Linked DNA regions of Homo sapiens: region 1 is linked to region 2. Evidence: chromatin loops called from intact Hi-C (ENCODE). Cell type or tissue: PC-3. All regions are shown on one strand. Links, peaks and the distances in the headings refer to the core of each region. The heading gives the core; the rest is flanking DNA. Region 1 has its middle 700 kb from the start of ZBBX. Region 2 has its middle 16 kb from the start of BCHE.

Region 1 (9,188 bases), core at 854-8,853, 830 kb after region 2:
AGCTAAAGTTACAGAAATATCCACTCACTGACTATATTCCAACCACACCGTCCTTCTCCATGATCCTGCAATAGCTTTTACATCTTGTGATTTTGCACTAGCTTTTGTCTTCTTTGGTTGCTCTTTCTCAGTTTTGCCCTTGGTTGCTTTATTCCCAGGGTCACTATTAACTCATCCTATTTACTCTGTTTACAAAACATAGCACATTTTGGAACCATCTTATTTATACACTTGTTCAATTTTGTCCCTCACTATAATATAAGCTACCCAAGGAAAGGTCAGAATATTTTTGTTTACCACCAGGTCCCCAGCATTCTTCATGATATCTGATAAGGTTATCAGTAAGGATATCCTTATCTAGTAAAGATAATATAAATATTCATTTAGTGAAATTATGTATTAATGAGCTAAGATATTTTACTTTGAGATGTTTACTATTTGCCTTGTCTTACTAAATATAGTTTTATATTTCTTTCCTCCACAAATGCCTCTGTTTTATAAGGGAGATTAACTTACTTATGTAGCTAATATAGGATGGATGGTTTCAGGTAGAAAATGTGGATTCTACTAGTAAGAGTCTCAATTTCTTGGAGACCTGTTTTTCATTTTGTTTCCTAGAAGTAGACACCAGACTGTATCCTCTGGTGTCAAACTTTGCTTCACTACTATTCTAACTTGATTTCTGAAGGCCTTGCCACTTCTGGGCCAATTCAGTAGAAGAAGCATCTACCACTTAGAGCCAGGATTCCTCTCCAAGCAGTTCAGCTAAATCCTTGTGCACAGCTTAACCTCTTTCCATTTCAGGCCTTACTTACTGAGAATTTCTAGGTATTCATTAGGTCGGTGCAAAAGCAATTGCGGTTTTGCCATTACTTTTAATGCAATTACTGCAATTACCAACCTAATAACTTTTACCCCCAATTTCTTTAAGGTCAAAAAAAGAGTAAAACTTCTTTTTGTGTTCTGCCTTCCAGAACAAAGTCATTTACCTATGTGATGATCAATAACCTTTAACATTTAATTTTCAACCCCACCTGATTCTCACGCATTCTAAGTAACTTTTGCTCAAATGAATAATTTGTTGATGTCAAAATAAAATGAGAGAATACATCTCTAAACTTAACATTTTATTCAGGACTTAAAGAATTACATTTCAGGCACACACACAGACTTGGTGGTCTTTTGTGTGTCTGAAGAACAAAGAAAAGTTTGGAGTCAGAGAAATGTTACGTATGGTTTTAAAACAAAGCTTATTGTCACTAGATAAACTTTTGGGTGCTGGCAAGCTCTGATTGTCTAGTGACGGTGGTAGGTAAAACTAAGAGTCACGGCAGGTCATGTTAGCAGTCACTAGGTCAAAACGGCCTCAGGGTTACAGCAGGTAGTTTCCGATGCCGGGCTTGCAAAGAATTCAATTCCTGAAGCTGTGCTTTATATCCCGAGTGCATTTTCCCTGGCCTCTCACCTCTGATTTAATTGAGTATGGCAAGAATGACCCAATTCGCATACTCAACTTTCACAAATTTAAAACTGAATTAAAAATAAAACAAACTCATTCTCACCGTAGATAAAGACATGCTAAAAAGTCATCTTTCATAACATCCTGGCTGCAGAGTATGACTAGCGTTTAAGCAGAACACGCATTTGGAAAGAATTGGCTTGTTAGAAATGCTGTCAAGTAAAAGATTGTCAGTAGATGTTGGCTGCAGTAGAAATGAATTCTCAGACATGCTGACTCTTTTAAGAGCGGCCGAATCACCTGGAATGAAAATTATTTCTCCTTCTCCATCCCTCATAGGCTGATTTGAAATGCACAGCAAAAATATTTTCTATAAAAAGAAATGATTTACTAATTAGAAATTGCTGTATTAATGTGTATTTTAGGAATTTGATTACTACTAGCATTCATAATATTTTTGAGCTTGTATGTGCCTTAATAATTTAATAAGAAATCTTAAATGACCTACACATTATTCTAAAATGTAGGAATGATTTGAAATCAGGAAATTCAAGTGTACACAGAGTCCTTTTAAAAATAATAATGGTTGTAACATCGTCACACACTGGCTTAAGACAATTCATCATAAAATGGACATATAGACATTCCTTTTTTTAATTTTTTGAAACTTTTTAATGAAGAAAAGGTTGGAGAACTGAATGAAGAGAACAAATCTTTGCTTTGTCAAGGAAAGTAGACAAATTATTCTTTAAAAGCTTGAGATTACTCAGATCAATATGAATTGATTCTTTTATATTTTAAACAAAAGCTTCGTTGTTTTCTTGCTTATATTAACTGTTGAAATGCTTTTAAAAACTGTGGCATATAGTAATTTGTATATTTCAATATGTATATATTTAACACTGAATATAAAAATGTAGAGAAATGCAGAAAAGTATTTCAAAATGAAGATTTTTTTAAGTACATCATTTACCAGTCTTTTTCTAAAATTAAAAAAAAGAAAGGCATTTTATCTACATCTGCAACAACAGATGTAAGTATTAATAAGGATCCTCCCAGCCTCACTTCAGCTAATGCATTTAGGCATTTCTGTGAGAAAAAGCGTACATCAGCAAAAGGAGAATTTGGTTTTTCACTCACTTTGTTTAAATCTCTGTCATCTGTCTTTTAGCTCTTGAATCAGTGTGTAAATATAATGAACAGATTTACATGCTCAAGTGTACTAGAGGCAATAAGCAATAAGCATATTTTAAAGTGAAAAAATACAATCAACTGACTATGAAATTAGCTCTTCACCCTCCCAATTTTCACTTAATCTTTAAATAGAGACAGCCATTTGAGGTATCTTTTTCCTGCTGAGTGAAAGCATGCTGCTATATATTGGCAAATACAGAGAATAAACACTGAGACACTGATATTTTTCTTATGTATAAATTACAGTTTGTTTGCAATAATTTCATGAATAACTTTATTAAATGGTTAAATATTCTTAAGCATTTACTAAATCAACACTAGTAGGCTTAGATGCATTTAGATGCAATCACACATTTATATCAAAAAATATATGAGGTGAATATAATCAATAATTACATTTTATAAAATAAACTAAAGAAATAGAATCTTGGTGACATTAAGTAACTTAACTTCTTTAAGTTGACTCAATTACAAACTGCCAGTAACCCATCATTTTAATCATCAATTGAACATTGTTACCTATTTTTTTGAAATTTTACACAATTTTATTCCATATACTTCCCTCTTGGTGATATATTTTGTGTGTTTATATTATTCAACAAGTATTTTAACAAGTATTTACTAAGTACCTGTTGTATGCCAGGAATATTCTAGATGCAGCTGATACAGCTACAAAAATGGATGCTCATTTCACCACCTTTAGTCTTTTCCTCCAAAAAACTATTCTTCTTCTAAATAAGAAGTAAATACTCCCTCCTATTGATAAATTACCTCCATTAAACCATATATATTTTTTTCCCATTATGGTATTATCTTCTACTACCCATCCCTCTTAAATTCTGAGTTATTGTAAACAAGAAATACAAGTCCATCCATATGTCTCTACTAGAGATCACCTTCCTTCAGTCTTATAAGGTCTCCTTCTAGGCCTTGACCAACCAGCCAAAACATTCGCCACTGCTCATGATTCAATGCATATTTTTGTTTTTTTACTTTTATTTAAAGTTCAGGGGTACAAGTGCAGGTTTGTTACATAGGTAAACTTGTGTCATGGGGGTTTGCTGTACTGATTATTTCATCACTCAGGTATTAAGCCTAGTACCTTTTAGTTATTTTTCCTGACTCTCTCCCTCCTCCCACCCTCCATCTTCTTAAAGGTTCCAGTGTGTGTTGTTCCCTTCTATGTGTCCATGTGTTCTCATCATTTAGCTCCTACTTATAAGTGATAACATGTGGTATTTGGTTTTTATTTCTCCATTAGTTTGCTAAGGATAATGGCTTCCAGGTCCATCCATGTCTCTGCAAAGGACATGATCTCATTCGTTTTTGTGGCTGCATAGTATTTCATGGTGTATATGTACCACATTTTTTTTATCCAGCCTATCATTGATGGGCATGTAGGTTGATTCCTTGTCTTTTTTATTGTGAATAGTTCAGCAGTGAACATATATGTGCACGTGTCTTTACAATAGAATGAGTTATACTCCTTTGGTTGTATACCCAGTAATGGGATTGCTGGGTCAAATGGTATGTCTGTTTTTAGGTCTTTGAGAAATTGACACACTGTCTTCCACAATGGCTAAACTGGTTTACGGTGCAAACAACAGTGTAAAATGGTTCCTTTTTCTCCAAAACCTCACCAGCATCTGATCTGTTGTTTTTTGACTTTTCAATAATAGCCATTCTGACTGGTGTGAGATGATATCTCTCTTTTTTTTTTTTTCTTTTGAGACAGAGTCTTGCTCTGTTGCCCAGGTTGGAGTGCAGTGGCATGATCTTGGCTCATGGCAACCTCTGCCTCCTGGGTTCAAGTGATTCTCCTGCCTCAGCCTCCTGAGTAGCTGGAACTACAGGTGTACACCACCATGCCCGGATAATTTTTGTATTTTTAGTGGAGATGGACTTTCACTATGTTGGCCAGGCTGGTCTCAAACTCCTGACCTCAGGTAATCCGCCCACCTCGGCCTCTCAAATTGCTGGGATTACAGCATGAGCCACAGCACCCAGCTTCACTGTGGTTTTGATTTGCATTTCTCTAATGATCAGTGACGCTGAGCTTTTTTCGTATGTTTGTTGGCTGCACATATGTCTGCTTTTGAAAAGTGTCTTTTCATGTCCTTTGCCCACTTTTTAATCAGGTTATTTTTTTATTCTTTAAATTTGTTTAAGTTCCTTACAAATGCTGGATATTAGACCTTTGTCAGAGGAATAGATTGCAATAAAAATTTATCTCATTCTGTAGATTGTCTGTTTATTTTGTTGATTCTTTTGCTGTGTAGAAGCTCTTTAGTTTAATTGTATCCCATTTGTCAACTTTTGCTTTTGTTGCAATTGCTTTTGGCATCTTTTTCATGATATCTTGGCCCATGCCTATACCCTGAATGATATTGCCCAGGTTGCCTACCAGAGTTTTTATAGTTTTTGGTTTTACATTTAACTCTTCAATTCATCTTGAGTTAATTTTTGCATATACTAAAAATAAGGGGTCCAGTTTTAATCCTATACATATGGTGAGTCAGTTATTCCAGCACTATTTATTGAATAGGAAATCCTTTCCCCAAGGCTTATTTTCATCAAGTTTGTTGAAGATCAGATAGTTGTAGGTGTGTGGTCTTATTTCTGGGTTCTCTATTCTGTTCTATTGGTCCATGTGTCTGTTTTTGTACCAGTTCCATGCTGTTTTGGTTACTATAACCCTGTAGCATAGTTTGAAGTCAGGTAGCATGATGCCTCCAGCTTTGTACTTTTTGCTTAGGATTGCCTTGGGTATTTGGGCTCTCTTTTGGCCTGTAATACCAGTTACTCGGGAGGCTGAGACAGGAGAATCGCTTGAACCTGGGGGGCGGAGGTTGCAGTGAACCGAGATTGTACCACTGCACTCCAGACTGGGTGGCAGAGTGAGACCCCATCTCAAAAAAAGTAAATAAACAAATTTCAAAACAGTTTTTTCTAGTTATGTGAAGAATGTCTATGGTAGTTTAATAGGAATAGCATTGTGATTCAATGACTATTCTAAATTCAAGTTTTCTTTCTATTCAAAGTGCATGACTAGTCAATATCCAAGGTTTTCCCCTTTGGGAAAATTTCTTCTTGCCATAGTATTTCAAAGCCACCCCATGCACTAAACCAACACATTTATGACCAAGCTATGAATTCTTCCTCTTCTATTAGCTGGTCATCGGGAGCCTCCCTGTGGCATAAATGTGAGCACCTGCAGAGATTAACTACAGAGGTGATTGATGTGATTGTCCTGCCCCACCTGCACATATAGCTTTCTTATGCCCTCTGGTACTGCTCAGGTGATATCCAGGATATACCACTGCTATCTTACAATGGATTGTTCAACTGTTGCTGGTCTGCATGACCTGTGACTTGGTGGATCTGACATTAACCAGCTCATTATGGGCAGCTCTGGCCACATGGTCATTTATTATACCATGGTTAGACTCTCTGTATTTACCAAGGTCCAAGAGAATGCCAGCAGTTTTCTGAAAATTTTGTAATTTTCTGATACACATAACACAGTTCCATTCCAGAACTCTAGTGGGATTCATTGGAATTCCTTTATTGATGCTCTAATATGATAGGGTCATATTGCATCATATTGCTCAAAGTAGCTGGGTGTTTTGTACCATAACCTGCTCATGCTATACAACATCTAGACTCCATTTAAAGCTGGTATTCATCCTGCCTATTGATCCGAATAGTATTCCTAGTGTAGAGTATGCTGTCTTCAGAAGCCAGATAGGCCTACTAGGCATTGTGCAGCTTTATTATGCTCTCTGCTATAAGGCATGCACGTGCCTTGGAGGGCATGTTTCCACAAAGGCCACTAATGTACTAGCATTTCTTTCTCATCTGGGATTATTAGCTTAATGCAATTGACATAGAGACACAGGACAAAACTCTGCAAAACATCCAGTAGTTCTAGGTCTCTTAGGTCTCTTCAGATTATAACAAAGGAAAGAAGAGTTATCATGGCCCTGAGTGAAGGCTATAAATGTATACCATTGACCTTTTCACGTGACTGCAAACTGCTTTTAATCTAAGTCAAAGCAAACTGTTTTTGGACAAAGGTGATGCAAACATATTTACCAGGTCAATGGCTCATATCATGTATATTAGCCTATGTTAATCTGTTCTACAGATTATCTATCATCTGGCAGAACAGCTACAGCTGAGTTGAGTTTATTACTTGCTTGAGATTAAAGGAGTCTGCTGTCATCCTTGAATTCAGCTGGTCTTTGCACAGGCCAGGCTGGTGAATTAACAGGTGATAAAATGAGGACACTTCACTTGTATTCTTTAGTTTAGACTCTTTAGAAATAGCACTTATTTCTGCCACCTATTTTAGGATGTGATATTTTTATATTTACTATCTTATATTATAGAAGAACAGTTTAAAAACTTTCAGTTGTCCTTTCACACTAAGTCAGCTCTCACTCCACATAGGCCAAATAGCAAATGTAGGAAATGTGGAAGTATCAATTATGTTAGTTCCAACTATACATTTAGCAACCAGGGAAATGATCATTGGATTGTGGCCTTAGAAGCTCTGGACCCACTGTGAGGACCTAGGCCAGACTCTACTCATCACCTCACTCACATTTGTCTCCACTCTTACCAAGAAGTCACAATGACAGCTTGAATGCTGGCTATCAATATTAGCTCAAGCCCTTGTCTAATGGTTTTGAAAAGATTTTATGTTGTCCATTTTCTCAGTGTATAACCAGGCAAGTAAATTGACCATTGGTCTCTTCCAGAAAGGACTGAGGAACCATCACTGTGCACAATGGCTGTGGTATTGTCAGTCCTTCCTCCTGGGGTTCTGACTGACTCTTCAGTTAATGTGTTTTGGATCCCAAAACTGTCTGAGTTCTGGAGTCTTTATGATGAAATCGTGGCTGTCTTTTGAAATATCTACCTTTTTCATTCATAAAAGTTCTTCTTTCTTTCTTGATTATAGAGTATGAACAGTCATAATCTCACTGGCTGCTCATCTATCTTGCCGTTAGGAAAACGGTCTTTTATTTAAAAAAAAATTATAACTCTATGCAACTTAGGCTCCTATGGCTGCCACTGTGATGTTGCTTCCAATAACAATAACTGAGGCAGCCTGACTTCTGATGTTTGAATACCACCAGATACCAGATAACTTATTTGTTTTGTTTTTTGTTTTTGTTTTTTTTGGTCAAATGATGGCACTTAATCTTTGCTCTCAGAGAGCCAAGTTATTTCCTGATGTTAAAAAAAGCAATTAGTGAACTTGTTAGTAAGGATGCTACTTTCTCATTAACATATAAGTAGACCTTGTCTGTGCTTCACAAACACTGCCTTTTTTATAAATTGAAGGTTTATGGCAATCTTGCATCAGGAACATCTATAGGCACCATTTTTTCAACAGCCTAGGCTCACTTGTGTCTCTGTGTCACATTTTGGTAATTTTGCAATATATCAAAGTTTTTATTATTATTACCTGTTAAGATGATCTGTGGTCAGTGATATTTGATGCTATTATTGTAATTGTTTTGATATGTCATGAACCGCACCTATGTAAGACAGAAAACTTAATCAGTAAATATCGAATGTGTTCTGACTGCTCCATAGACTAGCCATAGCCCAGTCTGTTTCCCTTTCCTTGGGCCTCCCTACTCCCTAAGACACAATAATATTGAAATTAGGCCAATTAGTGATTCCACAATAACCTCTAAGTGTTCAAGTGAAAGGAAGAGTTGCATTTCTCTCCCAATAAATCAAAGGCTACAAATGATTAAGCTTAGTGAGGAAGGCATGTTGAAAACTGAGATAGGCTGTAGGCCTCTTTTGCCAGCTAGCTAAGTTGTGAATACTAAGGAAACATTCTTGAAGGAAATTAAATGTGCTACTCCAGTGAACACATTAATGATAAGAAAGAAAAACAACATTATTACTGATATGGAAAAAAAGTGTAGTGGTATGAATGGAAGATCAAATCAGCTACAACATTCACTTAAGCCAAAACTTAATCCAGAGCAAGGCCTTAACTCTCTTAAATTCTGTGAAGGCAGAGAAATGTAAGGAAGCTGCCCAAAGAAACCTTTGAGGCAAACAGAGTTTGGCTCATAAGATAGTAGGGAAGAAGCAATCTCCATCACATAAAATTCAAGGTTAAGCAACAAGTCCTGATATGGAAGCTGCAACAAGTTATCCAGAAGATCTAGCTAAGATAATTAATAAAGGTGGCCACAAAAGTCAACAGGTTTTTAATGTAAATGAATTAGTCTTTTATTGGAAGAAGATGACATCTTGGGCTTTCATAGCTAAGAAGTCAATACCTATCTTCAAAGCATCAAAGAGAGGGGCTAACTCTTGCTTCAGGGTAATGCAGCTGGTGACTTGAAGTTAAAACCAATGTCCATTTACCTTTCTGAAAAGTCTAGGGTGCTTGAGAATTCTGATAACTCTACTCTGCCTCTGCTCTGTAAATGGAACAACAAAGCCTGGATGATGTTTAATTTATTTACAGCATGGTTTACTGAATATTTTAAGCCCATTG
Region 2 (9,188 bases), core at 790-8,789:
TTATAGTTTTTTTTTTTAAATAATAGTATGTGATTATTTTCCCTCTCTAGTTTGAAATAGAGAATTTAATAATTATAAATTACTAAAGTTACTAAAAGGTATAAATACCTTTATATGCTTAATTTAATCATTATTCTCCCTTCTTTATATACTTTCATGCTATAAAATATGAATTTGTTGACTCCATTTTGTGTTCTATTACTGTATATTTTCTTTTTTATATATCACACTATATTTGGATCTTCATGTTTTATGTTGAGGTTTTCTTTTATTTTTTTGTAACCAAATAATATGAACTTTTTTCCTTCAGCCTTTAATTTCCAGGGTACGTGCGCAGTATGTCCATGTTTGTTACATAGGTAAACGTGTGCCATAGTGGTTTGCGGCACAGATCAACTCATCACCTAGGTATTAAGCCCAGCACCCATTAACTATTCTTCCAGATGCTCCCCCTTCCCCTGCTCCCGCAAAAGGCCCCAGTGTGTGTTGTTCCCCCACAATGTGTTCATGTTCATGTGTTCTCATTGCTCAGCTCCCACTTATAAGTGAGACCATGCAATTTGATTTTCTGTTCCTGCATTAGTTTGCTAAGAATAATGGTGTCCAGTTCCATTTATGTCCCTACAAATGATGTGATCTCATTCCTTTTTATGGCTGCATAGTGCTCCATGGTATATATATACCACATTTTCTTTATCCAGTCTATTATTGATGGGCATTTGGGTTGATTCTATGTCTTTGCTACTGTGAATAGTGTTGCAATGAACATACACATGCATGTATCTTTATAATAGAATAATTCATATTCTTTTGGGTATAAACACAGTAATGGGATTGGTGGGTCGAATGGTATTTCTGCCTCTAGATCTTTGAGGAATCACCACACTGTCTTCCACAATGGTTGAACTAATTTAAACTTCCACCAACAGTGTAAGTATTCCTTTTTCTCTGCAATTTCGCCAACATCTGTTGTTTCTTGACTTTGGGCCTTTTTATTTTTCCAGATGAAATGTCATTTTTTTAAAAAAAAAAAAAACCTAATAATATATCCATCCATTAGAATCTGGCTTATACAAAAGCAACAGAAAACCAACTCATTAGCTTGAGACAGCATGGGTTTTATTTTTCTTACATAAGGAATCTGGAGGTACATGGCCATGAAAGGAAACTAAAAAGTGAAGGTGTTTTTAGTCTGCTGTATTGCAACCCTGAACAGAATTTGTATTTTGTTAGTAAGGAAGAGGCCAAATTTGCATAGTATAGAAAACTATTAATATTTACCATTGTGTAGTACTTTTAAAAGTTCCATCAGTTAATTTCATTAATTAAGGAAAAGTGTCTTCTTATAAGTAAAATGGATATCTCTCAATTTATTTATCTATGTACCTAAAAGTTAATGTAAAAGAATTATGATATATTTTAAAATATAGTTTATATCCTATGTATTTTTGTATGTCTTTAGTTAACTTTACACTAATTGGCAATAATTTGTGAATATATAACCAGAAAAATATTTTTATTATTTTTTTTGGAGATGGAGTCTCACTCTGTTGCCCAGGCAGGAGTGCAGTGGCACGATCTTGGCTCACTGCAACCTCCACCTCCTGGGTTCAAGCGATTCTCCTGCCTCAGCCTCTCGAGTAACTGGGATTGCAGGTGCATACCTCCATGCCCAGCTAATTTTGTATTTTTAGCAGAGCTAGGGTTTCACCATGTTAGCCAGGCTGGTCTTGAACTCCTGACCTCAGGTGATCCACATGCCTCGGCCTCCCAAAGTGCTGGGATTAGAGGTGTGAGTCACCGCACCCAGCCAATATTTTAATTTTTATTGCTAAGCATATTGTGTTTCCTAAAGCACAAATTGTAGTGCCAATAATGATTAGTCCTATTTCTATTTTTCCTCCTTTTCATCTGCCTAAAAAATATAGGCATAATTTTAAGTGTAAGTTGTACTCAGTGCTTAAGTCAATTAAACATCTGAAAAGGCTGGGGTAGGTAGTCACAGAAAATAAAAGGGATGCACTTAGAGTAAATACCTTATTGTTGCTTATGTGTTAATTTTCTTGTGTCACACTCCTATATTCAAATTTATAAAAGGGACCTAATTTTGTTTGATTTTGTGAATTTACGAAGATAAAATTCACCTTGCAAATTTCCTGGCACATAATATATACTATATAAAAATTTGGTACTTGCTTGACTATATTAACAAAGTATAAAATATGTCTATTCTTTTTCTTAAAACTTCTTGCAATGTACAGTGTGCCTCTTTCTCTAAGAATTTCATTGTTAAAAAGAGAAAGCACTCTTTAAAAAATGCTCCTCATCACTGGGGATATTTTTTGAAGCCATTCATCTATTATAGGTGGTTATCTACTACAGGGATTTGTCAGTACCTTTCCCCAGGGTATTTTCTCAGCCAGTTTTATTCCAACTGGATGCACTCACTGAAGAAATTTATCTGAAGGTTGAGCATATCTATTTTATCTAAGGAAGGCAAAAGAAAATCTGGAACATCAAATTCAGAAAGATATTCCTGAATTAGTTAGACACGTACCCAAGGTGATTATGCCGATGGATGGTTGTATTCATGAAATGCAATGGCAAAGGGAGACCTCATGGAATGCATAGGTGCACGTAGGCATTAGCAATCATGGCTCCAATCAAAGCCTTACTGCTCTTGCTTAGAGGAAGGTTTGTATTAAATTTTAATATAGCACACCCAATCTTAGTAACAGCTGATTATTTATGATATTTTGAAGGCAGATCATTAGCAATGTTTTGAGAACTACTTTAATCAGAATTTAAGTTTTTACTTAAAGTTTACAATATTTAATGGGGCTCAATTTCTGTAATGGAAGACTTGAAGTAGATTTGTCTGGGAGACTTCTGGTATATGCCTGTTTTCTCTGTATAATTATTAGTAACACAAGCTTTCACTCTAAGATATTTAATGACCAATTACATAAGCCCCTACTGATGTTAAAAAGAAGTCAGTGAGAAATACTATAACATATTTCTACGTGACAGAAAACAAATATGAACTCAGAGTTTTTAGTAATATATTTTTGTGTAATGATATGGCTATTAATGGTTTATATATACTAAAGAGAAAAAAAGTATCCTTTTTGTGAGATCACTATGTAAACAAAGAAAGATCTTCAAAATCTCATTAGCATGATTACTTTTCATCATATTTTCTTAAATTACCAAGGTATTTCATCACCTGTTAAGATAAAGCAGTTCATGGTATCAGCCTGGCACAGAAAGGATTTATTGACTGTGTAGTCTGGAATGTTACATAGTGATGAACATAAACTCTGCTTCTTGCCACTCACACTTCACCTTGCAGTGTTGCAGCTGTGCTTAGCAACAGAATGCCAGATGGCACGGAGACATCAATTGATTACTACTCAGGAACAATGTCACTTACCAGAACGGAGGACAGATAAATTGACAAAGACAATGCTATGTTTGCAAGCCTGAATAAAGAAGCACTTTAAGTAGATTTATGGCTGCATTTTAAAACATATACTCTTTGGAAACTTTTGTCCAAGGATAAGGCAACAAACAATTATATGCACATTCATGTTTTGCTAGAATCTTTTTTTTTAATGCTTAGATTTCTGTGCCGGTCTACACATGTAGAAGATAATATATTAAAGCTTTTTGTTGTATGCTATTGCAAACACCAAATTATCTAAACTCTGTTTTTAAAATGCATTCTTAACTATCTTTTTGTGCTGATCAGTTAACATTACAAACTTGGGCTAGAGAGAAAGGCAGTAGAAAAACTGCCTAAAGAATTCTGGAATTCACAAGCTGTCAGCATGAGTTATCTGTTCACAAAGAATGTCTTTTATGAGTAAGCCTTGTTTTTGTAGAAGGCATTTATTATCACATTTGGCATCACTTTATGTAGCATATCTTGGACTGTTTGCACTCAAATCTTGGCTGTGCAATATATCTGATGTCCTGGAATGGATGTCAATGCTGAAAAACACACATGCCAGGTTACTCAACTTATCTGTGGTAAATAAGTCCTATAGATTTTCAAAAATAATATGCCATCTTGATTGTTGTAGCTTCTTCTCAAATTCATTTGAAGAGATGCTAGTATGACAGCAGAAATTCCATTTCAACAAATACAGTTCATTGCTGCTTTTGTGCAGTGCATGAATTGCCGATAACTATCGTTCTTGATAAAGAATGTGCATTTACTTAAGTTCAAATATAATATTGCTTTGGATAGAAAATTGATCTACTCATATGAAATGTTACCAAAGTGCCTCACTTGCTGCAAGAAGAGCTTTACTTGGAAGACCTAGGAAGACTATTGGAAAAGGCAGGTCCATGGATCATGGCTCCTTATGTGTTGAGTTATAATTTTAACTCTGCAAATGTAAATTTATTGTCTATAACTGAACTCATTATCTCTCAGAACACACTTTCTTGCTGATGGTGGTGGCAGAGGAGTGGATCTTACACCTGTTTCTTAAACATAATTTGATCTCTTCTGGTTTAAAATAGTTGTTTTCACTTAAATATTCTGTCAATATAAAGTTGAAACACACTACGAGAACTATTTTCTGCTTCAAAGGGTCTCTTTCTGCCATGACTTTCTGGAGTTCTGTGCCTTGCTTCAGTGTGAAGCATTTTAATCTTTATCAAAGGTATTATCCATACACAACATCTTGTCCTCACTGAACTTCACACTGGCCGTCAGTCCTGAACTGGTGGCTGCAGGTGTGCCCCCTGGTTCTAACTGGTTCTAGATTATCAGGCCGGCATTCACTGAGGATGACTGTAGCCCCCAACAGCCTCAGATCACAAGTTTACCTGATTCTGTTCTTCTCTGATTCTAACTTGGGGTGTCTTGCAGGTCACAGGTCCTCTTGGTATTGTCACATGTCCAAAGAGAAAATGAAGAAGTTCTGCAGCTCTTGCATGCCTCAAGCAAGCTGTGAGATCTTTGTGGCACCATTTTTGCCATTGCTTCTGCGTGTGCATGTCAGGCCTCTATTTCTAGTCTTCTTGGTTATCATGTACCTCAGGTATAAGGTCTTCTCTTTCAGCTCACCCCTTTCCCTACCATGGGATTATTTTATCTTTTCCCAATTCAAGACTTGGGGCCTGGGTCCTTATCAGAGATCTCAAGACCTTAAATATCTGGATATTTATATTCTTAGCACTTTTGAAACATTTATTTCCTTTCTAAGTCACAGTAAAGCTGCCATGATATCATTTATCTATTATGTCCTCTATGCACTTTGGCTTTGGCAAAGAGCCATGCTCAGATTTTTAAGTTCCGTCTAGATATTTGAAATGAAATTTCTAAAATGTAGGGGGAAAATTAACAATGCCTATTATCTTTCTGTAAACTAAAAAAGACATCTAACTTAAAAGTAAAAATTGAACAATAAATACTTTATTTTGGCTGTATTTGACCTTGCTCTAATACAAAGCATGCCATTATTTCAATAGGTATGGAAGCCAGGGTACAACCGAGGTTATTAGGAATAGAATTCTATTGCTTTAATCTACAAAATATAATCTCGATTTCATCCTACCTCAGTAAGACTTTTCCTACCTGGAAAAGACACTTCCTCTTACATAAGCGTGCCATTTAATCCTAGAAGTTGAAAGCTGAATATTATCAAACTTGATTGTTCTATCACTTGCCATCTCTCCAAATTTGGCTAGGTAAAATCTGGAAACTAACTTTTATTATCTTATGTGAACACTAGAGGGCACTATGCATTTCCCTAAAACAGTAGTTCTCAAATAATTGTGCCTCAGAATCACCTAATGCGCATATTAAAGCATATTGCTGACCTCCATCCTCAGAGTTTCTGATTCTTTAGGTCTGAGGTGGGCCCATGAATTTACATTTTCTTCATTAGTAGCTTTGCCACCAGCACAGGCAGAGCTTTCTTTGAGCAATTGTGCATCATTATCCTGTTGTGACTCACAATGGCATCTGGCTCAAGAGTGATGGAGGTGTCCTCATATCTTAAACAATAACAAAACTCAGTGTGATATTCTTCTCTGACTTCCCAAGGCCTCGCAAAAGTGACTTCGTGTCCATATTTCCAGCTGCAAATTTTCTTTCTGGCCTTCATATTGGCTCTGGTCTTTTCCTATAAATCCCACCCCTTTCAAATATTCTCTAGGCCACAACACTTTGAGCTTAAGATGTTGCTGTGGATATGTTCATTCTGTACCTGAAAAGAGGCTTAATATGGTGACAGTTCAGAGTCCAAGAAAGAAGATTTAGAAGATTTACAGACGATTTTATAGGTCTTTCTTTTTCTTCTTTTCTTACTTTCCCTGAAAAACCTGTTTCTTCCTTGGTGTGCATGTATACATGTTTGTTTTCCTAAAAGATCATGACCCTGAACTCAAATAACTAGGCTTCTGGTTTTTATTATAGGGATTGGTAATTATTCTGTCTGCCGTATGGATATAAATCCTCATGAATAACAGATTTGGGGCTGGACTCCATAGTGCAATCACTAAGGTCTTTCCTGTGTATATCACTGTAAGTTCCTGAATTCTCTTATGATGTTCAAAAGGCCTACAATTGTGCAAAAAGTAAATATTGGAGTGTCCACATTGGCAATTTTGAATAAAGCTCAGAAGAATCTTGCAGCATGTGTGAGAATCACTTCCATGGGATGACTCACAGGCAACCTGCAGGAAATTGTTGAAGACCTTGCCAAACAACAATAAAAAGCATAAGCTACATGACTTCTCAATCCAGCTTATGTAAGGCATGTGCTTATATGAGAACTGGTATGCTTCAAGCCTTGGCTTGCCTTCCATGGTGCTCAGTGAGAGTGGTAGGGCTCATGCTTGCCAGGCTTATGATGCTGTATTTGCTTCTTGACATATGGTCACTGTAAGTTTCAGCACTAACTATTGCAGGTTTCATTGTCTTCTTCTAAACTCTATTTCAGACCAGATGAGGTATATCTTCTAGGGGCTAAGCTTCCCATCTTTATCATTTCTCCAATTATTGATGTGACATAAACATATGTCCTGCTATTTAAAGTGACTTCCCTTTTGCTTTTGGAGAACATTTTTGACATGGTTTGGCTGTGTCCCCACCCAAATCTCATCTTGAATTCCTACATGTTGTGGAAGGGACCTAGTGGGAGGTAATTGAATCATGGAAGCAGGTCTTTCCCGTGCTGTTCTTGTAACAGTAAGTCTCACGAGATCCGGTGGTCATCTGATGGTCATTATAACAGTGAGTTTTCCTGCACAAGCCTTCTTCTTCTCTTGTCTGCCGCCATGTGAGACGTGCCTTTCACTTTCCACATGGTTGTGAAGCTTCCCCAGCCATGTGGAACTGTCAGTTCTCCATTAAACCTCTTTCCCTTGTATACTGCCCAGTCTCAGGTATGTCTTTATCAGCAGTGTGAAAACGAATTAATACAATTTTATTCTCTTACAAAAGCTAAATTACATAAATCAAAAGCTTTGACTTTAAAATAGACCCTCGAAAAGCCTATATTGTAAGGACTTTTTTTCTTTCTTTTTATATACCTGCTATGTTAAATTTCCTTGAGGCAGCATATATTGCCCAGATGCACTCTGGAACTTGCACGACTCAAGCACTGGGATCTTAGGTGTAGGAAGGCAGTAACTTTGATTTAGTGCTATCATTTCTGCTAAAGAATAGCTAAGGCAAAATAATTAACATAAAAATACTGGAAGCATTATTCAGTAAACAATGTTTTGTGTCTGAAACATGCTACAGTATCACATGCGGGTAATACCCCTTTATTGATTAGCATATACTAGCTCCAGGACACTGTTTTTTTCTGATATAGACATGGGGTTTTACGGACCCTTTTAGCCCCAGTGCTTAGTACGGTAATTTGATTATTAAAATTCTTAATATATTTTCACTGAATAGGATAAGAGAAAAAGAAACAGGAGATCTCAGTCATTTTAAGTTTTTATAGTCATAGAGAAAATGGCAATAATCTCAGGAATTGTAGACTGATCTAGGACAGAAGTTTTCAAAGTTTTGAGACTTTGGACTCCTTTATATATTTAAAAATTATTGAGGATTTTAAATATTTTTAAAATATAAACTATACCTATTAATATTTACAGTATTAGATCTTAAAATAGAAAAAAATTAAAAATATTTATGGATTAATGTATTTAGTTCAGTAATAAACATGTGTTAACATGAATATATTTTTATATAAAATAACTCTTTTTCAGATCAGCAAACAGTATAATCAAAAGAGTGTCATAGTTTCACATTTTTGAAAATTCTTTTAAATATCTATATTAATAAAGACAGCTGGACTCTCATATCCACTTCTGAGTTCAATCTGTTGTCATATCACATGTTGTGCAGCCTCTGGAAAACTTCACTATACGCTCTTCAGATAATAAATGTGAAAAGGCAAACAAGGTCTTAGTATTAGGAAAATAGTTTGACTTTATGAAAACCCTGAAAGGGTCTTAGGGAAATAGAGGCATCTCTGATCACATTTTGAAAACTGTTGGCCTCATTATTCATGGGTGGTTTTATTGTTTTCTTATAGCCACTAAATACAATCCTCAACAATTAAAAAAATACAAAAGTAAATAGATAAGCAAAAGAAACAAAGGAAATATGGGGAAAAACTATTAATTCTCTCTATATCTATTTAATTCATACCCTTATAAATATACCTGTATGTTTAAAAAATTTTCCTAAACCAGAGTATATTTAATGTGAAGTGCAAACTGAAGGAAGAAAAACAGATTTTCCATATTATTGTATCGATTTGTTTTGTATGGTATATTTACAAAGGTATGGTTAAAAAAATGTGTATTATATTTTTCTTAATGAGAAAAATATGACAACTTAGGACCACATAAGTAGAATCAAAATATCACAAAATTATTGAATTTTAGTTTTTAATGCTGTCATCATTTATTTCAATAAAAGTTCCAGATATACTGAAATTTTAATAAAATGGAGACAGCAAATTTATTATACATCAACCAAATTCAAATTTATACACACTCGAAGCAACTCTCAAATGTGCCTAGGTAAAAGTGTTTGTAATTCAGCTTTGAAATATAAAACTAAAAGATAGGTGGCACATAAATTGGCATATAATTCATAAGCTGTGGTTTGTAGTCTTAAAGTTCAATAATGACTGTCAATATAATAA

The links. A loop is a pair of places that touch in the nucleus more often than their neighbours do. Peaks named below come from ENCODE experiments on the same cell type or tissue, not always from the same donor. Only the 100,000 strongest peaks of a DNase experiment are listed, where the experiment ranks them.
Region 1: it touches region 2 in a loop (27-fold over the local background); 2 of 110 quality-filtered maps call a loop at or near these places.

What each region holds. Positions count from the first base shown.
Region 1 is chr3:166,679,596-166,688,783 of GRCh38, forward strand. No RefSeq gene overlaps it. Among named protein-coding and RNA genes, the nearest start is that of ZBBX, 700 kb to the right of the region's middle. In PC-3, for the core only: a CTCF peak has its summit at 5,841; no DNase peak of the experiment used is centred there.
Region 2 is chr3:165,849,036-165,858,223 of GRCh38, forward strand. No RefSeq gene overlaps it. Among named protein-coding and RNA genes, the nearest start is that of BCHE, 16 kb to the left of the region's middle. In PC-3, for the core only: CTCF peaks have their summits at 5,767 (motif pointing right) and 5,970; a DNase peak (open chromatin) is centred at 6,696.